Linked DNA regions of Homo sapiens: region 1 is linked to region 2. The links are chromatin contacts, found by Hi-C in ENCODE. All regions are on one chromosome and are shown on one strand. Each heading gives the region's core, a stretch centred on a gene start or an enhancer-like site at or near the end of the contact. The rest is flanking DNA. Distances are from core to core; before and after follow the strand shown. Region 1 holds the start of ZBTB45 (zinc finger and BTB domain containing 45). Region 2 holds the start of ZNF548 (zinc finger protein 548).

The links. A loop is a pair of places that touch in the nucleus more often than their neighbours do. Pooled maps may share reads with other maps.
Region 1: a pooled map shows a loop between it and region 2 (9-fold over the local background). The contact joins the promoter of ZBTB45 here to the promoter of ZNF548 in region 2. A Hi-C loop is called at or near these places in 6 of 50 pooled maps.

What each region holds. Positions count from the first base shown.
Region 1 is chr19:58,517,618-58,522,045 of GRCh38, forward strand. It overlaps ZBTB45 (zinc finger and BTB domain containing 45), which reads right to left and starts at 2,193. Exons shown (of 3, transcript NM_001316979.2): 1 at 2,125-2,193; 2 at 1-56. The coding sequence starts at 56. RefSeq lists enhancers at 440-1,100, 2,158-2,477 and a silencer at 1,968-2,067.
Region 2 is chr19:57,387,341-57,391,836 of GRCh38, forward strand. ZNF548 (zinc finger protein 548) reads left to right here and starts at 2,514. Exons shown (of 4, transcript NM_001172773.2): 1 at 2,514-2,774. The coding sequence starts at 2,760. RefSeq lists enhancers at 2,072-2,151, 2,292-2,771.

The DNA of each region.
Region 1 (4,428 bases), core at 943-3,442, 1.1 Mb after region 2:
AGAGAGCGTGAGAAGTTCTGCAGGTGTATGTGATGCACAGCCTCTGCAGCCGCCATCTGCACAGAACAAGAGGAGGGCAGGGAGAGGTCAACTGAGGACCCCCATCTGTCCCAACGTCCCTGTCCCCTCACCCCTTGTTGCAGGACAGGGCTCGAGTGCACCACACTCCAAGGCGCGCTAACCCATCCCTCCCCAGCTGCCCTTCACAGTCCCCATTCCCAACACAGGACACTCCAGCACTCCCTCCTCCCCCTACCTCAGACCTGGCCAGGCCGTCTACAGCCCCCCATTAACGCTGCAAACCCTAGCACACCCCTAGGAGAGGGTGTTGGCCTCAATCACTGCTCCCGAAAAGGTTCAGGCCTTGGCCTACTCTATGTTGACTCACCCACCCACCCCACCCCAACTCCAATAACCCTAAGCCTCCCCATGTGCCCCTCCAAGAGGGCAGCCCGGTGTGTAGAAGAGGCCAGGGACCCCCATCCCAACTGGCTAACCTGCCTCACCCCGAGTAGACCTTGCTCTCTACCCAGCTAGCTTCCACTCCTCCTCCACCCCTGCTGACAGCTCCTTTTGGTTTCCTTTAGCCACATCCCCCCAGTATGAGACCCTGTGCATAGGCAGGATTGCTGCCTCAGAACCAGGTCACCTTAACTAGTATATACAGAGGCTCTCGCAGGAGTGGGGTGGCATGACCTGCTTCCTGGGCAGGGTGGTTCTGGGTGTGCCTAGTCACTAAGGGCTGAGGGTAAAAGGTTGGGCAGTACCTTGGGAGATGCCCCAGGGAAACCAGTACATGCTCCCTGGCAGCCCCTAGCATAGCGAGCAGGGAGGTGGCTCCTGCAGCCCCAGCTTCTTGCCATCTCGATGGGGCCTGTGGGGCCCAGGGTGTGGGTGTGGCACAGAGAGGGGAAGTGTGGATTGAGCAGGGGTGTGTGACTGGATAGCTGCCCATGGAGTAATCGGGGACACGGCCCAACATCAGGCACCAGAAAGGGGAGGGGGTAGTCCTCAGAGGACTCTGGAATCTGAGGAGTTCTGCTACTCCATCCATCAAGCAGGTAAACCGTGATCCTTCGGCCTGTTTCCCCTTCTATCAAACAAGGGATGAGATACTCGGCTCATCCCGCACCCAGACTGCACACACCTCCAGTCTAAGGGAGGAGGGTAGGAGCTCTGGACTCTGACATCCGTATAGGCTCCACCAGCCTGTCTCTCCCTTGGAGTCACAAAGCCCCAGGGTGGGCTCGGCTTGATGCTGCCCCTACACCCTCGGGCTCTACTGGGGTCTCAAGATTCAACCCCTCCGACTCCTTATGCCCAATCCGCCGTCCCTTTGCTCAGCCAGACGCCTCCCTTTTTTGCATGCCCCACATTTGACCCTCAGACCACTTCGAGCACCTCCACTGCCCCGTTCCCGCTGTCCTGGACGGATGAAGAAACCTGGCTGGTGTCTCTGCGCCCCTCGCCTCCCCTTCTGTTCCCCACACGGCAGCCAGAGGGAGCTTTTCCAGACTACGGATCCGGATACACCACCCCGCTCCCTGGCCCTGTTCTGAGCCTTCTGTGCAATGCCTCAAAAAAGCCAGGCCTGTGCCCGCGCAAAGGCTAACTCAGCAAGCAGCACCGCCCCATCTGTATTCACCTAGCACCTGAAAGGATTCTAATCTGTCCGGCCGATGGGGACGGAAACTTGCGCATCAACCCGAGAGACTTGAACCTTCCTTTCCCGCCCCGCCCCGCGACGGGCTCCATTCCTCAGTCCCGACGCCGCAAGGCCGGCCTGGACACTTCAGAACAAAGGCCTGCACTCGAGACCCGGCGCCCAGGCCAGCTTCCCGGGTCCGGCGCCGCACACTCCCGCCACGCCTTCGCCGCGCCGTGTGCTTTACTCCGAGCGCGTTCTCCCATACTCTGCTCCATTGCCCGCGCCCCACCCTACGCCCAAAGCACCCCTCTGACCCGCCGCTGCCACCCCGCACTCTGGCCCCCGCCGTACCCCGGTCCTGCAGCGCCCCCTCGCGTTCTCAGCGTGCGCTTCTAGCGGAGCGCAGGTGCCCCTCCCCTGGCACGCCCCAGCCTCCTCGCCCGCCCTGCGGCAGGGGGATGCCCATTCGACCCCACCTCCGACTCCTCTTCAGGCACCAGGCTCTGCCGTGGCCGCTTCCTCCTGACCGACTACAAGGCCGCACTTCCGGGCCGTTACCCCGGCGGAACGGAGGCCTGCGGTCGCGGCGGCGCAGGGGAAACCCTAGGCCGAAGCACGTTTCCGGTATTTTTATGGCGATCAGCTCCCGCCAGTCTGCACTCCGGCTCTCCTCTTAGTCGGAACCAAAGTCGAAGAGGCTAGGGCTGCCGCGTCGCGAGGAATGTCTGGACCAGAGCACTCTTCCGGCGTCGCCCAGGAGATCAGGGGTGTGGCGGGCCTGCGCGATCAATCCGCAAGCTCCCTGTGATGCAGAATGGGAAGGCAGTTCCCGGCCCAAGTGCCCAACGTGTTCTGGCCAGTTTAAACCCCACTGCGAACCGGGGAAGTGGCCTTATTCCTGTGACACGGGTGAGAGCTGAAGTAGGTCTCGGTCCCTGGCCGCCAGGAGGTGCAAGCAAGCTACCACTACTGCAGACGCTCCAGGCCCGCCCGCTGTGGGTGGGACTGGGGAAAGGACCCCATCTCGGCCTTGGCACCTTCTACTACAACGCAGACAGGAATAGACAACTGCCTCACCCTGCTCTGGGCCTCCCCTGAGCTAGACCCTGTGAGATTCTGGGACATTGCAAGTCAATCTGGTATGGGGGACAGAATTCCGAAAATGGCCCCCTCCGAGATTTCCGTGCCCAAATCCCCAGAACCTGTAAATATGATTATCTCACCTATGAATAGTTACACTACATGGTGAAAGGGTTTTTGCGGAAATAATTAAGGTTACTCATTAGCTGATCTTAAAATAGGATATGATTCTGGATTATTTTGGTAGGTCCAAGGTATCATAAGGGTCCTTAAAGGCAGAAGAGGAAGGTGGAGAAACTTGAAGTAGGAGAAGGGTTCCAGAGGCTTTGAAGGTAGAGAGGTCCATGAGAGGAAATGCAACAGGACAGGTGTCATGCTGAGAATCTGAGAAGAGCTGCAACAACAGCCAGCAAGAAAACAGACCTCATGGCCCGGCGCAGTGGCTCATGCCTGTAATCCCAGCACTTTGGGAGGCCAAGGCGGGTGGATCACGTCAGGAGATCGAGACCATCCTGACTAACACAGTGAAACCCCATCTCTACTAAAAATACAGAAAATTAGCTGGGCGTGGTGGCAGGCGCCTGTAGTCCCAGCTACTCGGGAGACTGAGGCAGGAGACTGGCATGAACCCGGGAGGCGGAGCTTGAAGTGAGCTGAGATCGCGCCACTGCACTCCAGCCTGGGCGACAGAACGAGACTCCGTCTCAAAAAAAAAAAAAAAAAAAAAAAAAAAAAAAGGCCGGGCGCGGTGGCTCACGCCTGTAATCCCAGCACTGTGGGAGGCCGAGGCGGGCGGATCATGAGGTCAGGAGATCGAGACCATCCTGGCTAACACGGTGAAACCCCGTCTCTACTAAAAATACAAAAAAAAATTAGCCGAGCGCGGTGGCAGGCGCCTGTAGTCCCAGCTACTCAGGAGGCTGAGGCAGGAGAATGGCGTGAACCCGGGAGGCGGAGCTTGCAGTGAGCCAAGATAGCGCCACTGCAGTCGGGCCTGGGCGAAAGAGCGACACTCAGTCTCAAAAAAAAAAAAAAAAAAGAAAGAAAGAAAAGAAAACAGACCTTAGCCCTAGAAGTGCGTGGAGCTAGATTCCGCCCACAACCTGAATGAGCTTGGAAGCAAATTCTTCCCCAGAGCCTCCAGATAGCAGCTTAGTCCATACCACACCTTGATTTTAGCCTTTATGAGACCCACAGAAGACCTACTTGGGCTTCTGACCTATGGAATGGTGAGCTAATAAATGGATATTGTTTTAACCTATGGAGTTTTGGTAATTTGTTATAGTAACGATAGAAAACAAATACATCTGGTGAGATCCAGGGCCTCCACACAGTGAGAGTCCAATAAATGCCACTATTTGTTTCCCATCTGATGAACGCATTCCTCACATTTCCCTCACTGAAAGCTTTATTTCTGTGCCTTCCCAGCTTTTACCAGGCCCCTTCGTGATCTCATTCCTCAGGGAGCAGTTCTCACTTCCCCTATCCCAGAGGACAGAGGGACTCGGCAGTGAAAGAGGGAACCAACTGTCCAAACGCATGACTAGAACAAAGCCTCCAGAAGACAGACAGGGTCAGGATGCCTGTCCTTCACCCAGGACAGCTACTGGGTGATTGTGTTGTAGATGTGGTATTTGGAGGTCAGGGGGAGGAAAATATGTACCAGGTGGGAAACCTCATTAAAACACAAGTCTAGGCTG
Region 2 (4,496 bases), core at 1,264-3,763:
GTTGCCAATGAGTAATTTAACGGCCAGTTACAGTCTGAGAAAAATGTGTCTCCCACTGGTGATTCTTTGTAATATATTACAACCAGCTGATATGTAGGATATGTAGGCCATTCTGATAAGTCAATACAGGATTCAGGAAAAATCGTTATATATAGGTCATATTCTTAAACTGTGCCCAGGTCTTAATTAATAATTAGCAATGACACAGAGGGGACACTGCCATCAAAAGAAAAGATTAATGTTACAGTTCCCTGGAAATAAGAGGCACTGAACACCACACAGGCCACAAGAAACCTTATTACATACAGAGACTGGAAAGCAGAAAGAGAAAACAGAGTAACTGGAAGTATGTCTTTATAACTAAAGTGGCAGAGAATGATGAGGTAGAGATACCGTCGATGGGCAGGAAGGAAAAACACATTTTAGTGTTTGTGGTTGGGGGGTTTTATATGAGTTTCATGCACTTGAGTAAGTGGCTTGCAAGAAAAAAAGTAAACAACTTTGGTTCTATTAGTTTGACCCTGTGATTAATGAATATCAAACAGACAAATACAGAATCTAAGAAAACATAGAACAGTCCTGTATACACATAGCAGCTGGGAAACCTATTCCCAGTGTGTCCCATGCACCTATCATTGATCTGAAACCCAATACATATGTGCTCATTGAACATTTACTAGAGAAGTAAATACACATTATCACACAGCTTCTCTATTCATTTTTATCTGTGGCAAGTCTTTCAGTTTATCATCTGTACTTACCCCTCTAAGCAGTTAATGAGCAATGTTTTCAAGTGTGTAAAAAAATTACATTTTGGAAACAAAAGCATAGTGTGTCCAAGTGTCCAGCAGAGCCACAGGTTCAACTTCATTCTCTGACTTCTCAGAATTTGCTGTCTCTCACTCAAACATTGAGATCTTATCTTTTTCTCACATTACAGATCGATTTCTCTAGGGCTTCTGGTTTTTTTTCTTTTGGAATAACCTACATAATTACTAATAGATTTCGGTAATTTTTTTATTTCACAAGTGTTTTTCACATTTCGACTCCCTGTGCAAATACAGTTGTAAACACAGGTGAAATTTTAAATCACTTCTGAGGAAGAAGATAACATCATGGAATTCCACACCTTTTTTGAGGATAAGATGTGCATATGCTTCAACTATGAAAACGGTAGACAATGTTGTCCAGAAATGGCATGTATCAGCTGCTCTTGAGAAATAAAAATAAAATTCTAAGCACCCCCTAACTGACTGAATGGATGCCCTCTTGACCATGAGAACCCTAGAATAACTTTGGAAGCTGAATTCACCACTATAGAGGAACGGGAAATCAGACACACCTCATTATATCCCCTACCACACTACAATCATTAGGTTTTCTTCCCTAAGGGCTAAATAGAAATCAACCTTTTCAGAAGACTACTAGCTTATCTTCCAAGGTACAGAACAGAGAGAAGATGAGATTATTCATTCCTTCATCCTTCTCTGAGACATCTTCTTTATTCCCTTTTCCCCTCACGTGTTTACTCTATCTTATGTAAAATGTAGATTTACTGGGCACTAACTAAAGTTTCACATGTCTGTAATCATTTGTCTCACTGCCAACCCCTCTTCCTTTTTAAGGAAAATGTATAATAAATACTAAACCTCCTAAGAACCTCTTTGGAAAAACCAGCCACAGATGCTTCTGTGACTTACATTTTTCTGGATGTGCCCTTAGGCTGGTCCAGTAATCCTCCATGATTTGTGACTTATGCCTCAATCACTCATTTTGGTCGTCACTCTCATTTTCAGATAGGATTGTGATTCTTAAAATAAATGGAAAATATCTCAGATATGAAGTAGTAAGTATTATTAGAATAAAAGCGTTGCACCCTTCGTAGGAACACAATCGCTGACTCTACAGTCAGGTAAGATGTATTCTCTTTGATCCAGAGGCATAGCTTCACCCTTTCAACCTACTTCAGCGTCTCCTGTCATCCTTCCTACAAATTCCAGTCCATAGCCCTAACTGCGTAGTCTTTCTTTCTTCTTCTGGACCAAACATATTGAAGCTTACTAAACAGACGCCAAAGCGTAACTGTATGTGTATTTGAAAAGCAATAATATGGCTGGCAGGCATGAGTAGAGGCAGACTGCCTTTATGGTATGGGGTGTCTCTTTGGACCTGTAGTTATTGGGAATTAGCTGTGCTTAATAGAGTCTTAAGTAATAAGTTGCTAACATTTCTGTAAATATCCTATACTACAATCCAAAAAAATACCGTATGTTGCCTTTAAGAGCAAGCCAAGCCCCCTCCTGTCTTTGGAGTCGGGGACTCCGTTTCCCAGCTCCCCTGACAGTGCCACTGGGCCTTTATCTGCCATATAAGGACTGATCAACGCTCTAAGACAAGTCCGGAAGCGGTGTCGAAACTTCATAACCCAGAAGACACTGCAGCTCTCGGCGGCACGACTTACCCAATAAAGGCTTAGAAGGGGACGTTTGCGTGCGTGCGCACCGTCGGAGGGCGGGACTTCCGCCGTCCTCCTGGTGGTGGTCGTTTTGGTTCTGTGTGGTGTTTCACCAACTTCGGCCTATGGCTCTGTCTGACGTCACCGAAGTGACGGAACGGAAAAGCGCGAGAAGCGGCTCGGTTCCCACCACGGAGAGGCGGGAGTGAGTCAACTGACAAGCGCTGGGGACAGTGGCGTCCTTGTCTTGCCTTTGTCGCTCCCGCCCCGCTCTTCCCTGGCTGGGCTGGCGGAGGCCTTGCTGATGAACCTGACTGAGGTGGGTGTCCCGTCCCAGGCTCCCCCGCCCGACCGGTCCTCCCAGTGCTGAAGCCCCCTGAAGGGGCCCTGCAGGTCAGGCCCCTTGTCCCGAAGAGAGGGGCGTTCCTGTGTGGGGTCCCCGTATCAGCCGATTTGATGCAGCCTCAGAGCTCCCGTTAGGGACCTCAGGTTCAGAGCATGGAGGCGCTGCCGAGTGGGCTGTGTTGGGGCGTCAGGGGTGTGTGTTGTTTCTGCGGGAAAGAGAGGGTTTTGTGAATTCTCGCTTGGAATGGCAACCTGAGCAGCCAGTAACCATGGAAGGTTGTCAAGGGAGGGACAGTTGGAGGGGGCAGGTCCAGAGTTCGAAGTTTCAAGTTAGGAAAACCAGGTTAGGAATGGACACAGGGAGACGCGAAAAGGCCCTGAGGCCACTGCAGTAGACCCAGGAGAATTATGGTTGGGGCTGGACCAGTGACAGTAGAGGGAGATGTGATGAGATTCTTCATAGGCCTGAAAGATAGGGCCCGTAGGTTTTCCTGGTGCTTCAGTTATGTCTGAACAAAGGCAGTGAAGAACCGTTTCAAGTGTTTGTTTTGTTTTTTGTTTTCTGTTTGAACGTTTGGAAGAATGGAGTTGGGGAAGTCAGCATAAAGAGCAGATTTCCGGGAGAAGATCACAGGTTGGATTTTGGACATGGTGATTCTCAAATGTCTCAAGATGGATATGTCACACAGACAGGTGGACATAAAGGTGTGGAGTCTGAGGAAGGGGATTGGGTTGGCGATACCAGACGGATGGAGGGCTTGGACTGGGCCAGAGAATGGTCTGAGGATCAGATTGAGTAGGTCGGTCTCGGGTTTTTTTTGTTTGTTTGTTTGCATAAATTTAAGGAGTCAAGTGCAGTTTTGTTATATGGATATATTTGCATAGTGGTCAAGTCTGGGCTTTTAATGTATCCATCGCCTGAATAATGTACATTGTATCCATTAAGTAATTTTTCATCACTCATCTTCGTCTCATCCTTCTACCTGTTTGGAGTCTCCAATGTTTGTCATTCCACACTCTTTGTCCATGTGTACACATTATTCAGCTTCCACTTGTAAGTGAGAACATTTGGTATTTGACTTTCTGTTTCTGAGTTGTTTCATTTAATAATGGCCTCCAGTTCCATCCACATTGCTGTAAAAGACATAGTTTCATGCTTTTTTTTTTTTTTGTGGCCTAGTGGTATTACCTTGTGTATATATATGCCACATTTTCTTTACCCAGTCATACATTGATGGATAATTGGTTAATTCCCTATCTTTGCTATTGTGAATAGTGCTGTGATAAAAATACATGTTTTTTTTAATGTAATGATTTATTTTCCTTTGGGTAGATGCCCAGTAGTGGAATTGGTGGATTTAATGGCAGTTCTATTTTCAGTTATTTGAAAAATCTTCATACTGTTTTCCATTGAGGTTGTACTTATTTACATTCTCACCAACAGTGTGTAACCTTTTTCTCTTCTCCATATCCTGGGCAACATCAGTTGTTTTTTGACATTTAAATGATAGCCATTCTGACTGGTGTAAGGAGATACTGTGGTTTTAATTTGAATTTGTCTGATGATTAATGATGTTGAGCATTTTTTTATATGCCTGCTTGCGATTTATGTGTCTTCTTTTTGAAAAATGTCTGCCCTGTGCTTACTGTTTTTTTTTTTTTTTTTTTTTTGAAATGGAGTCTCGCTCCGTCGCCC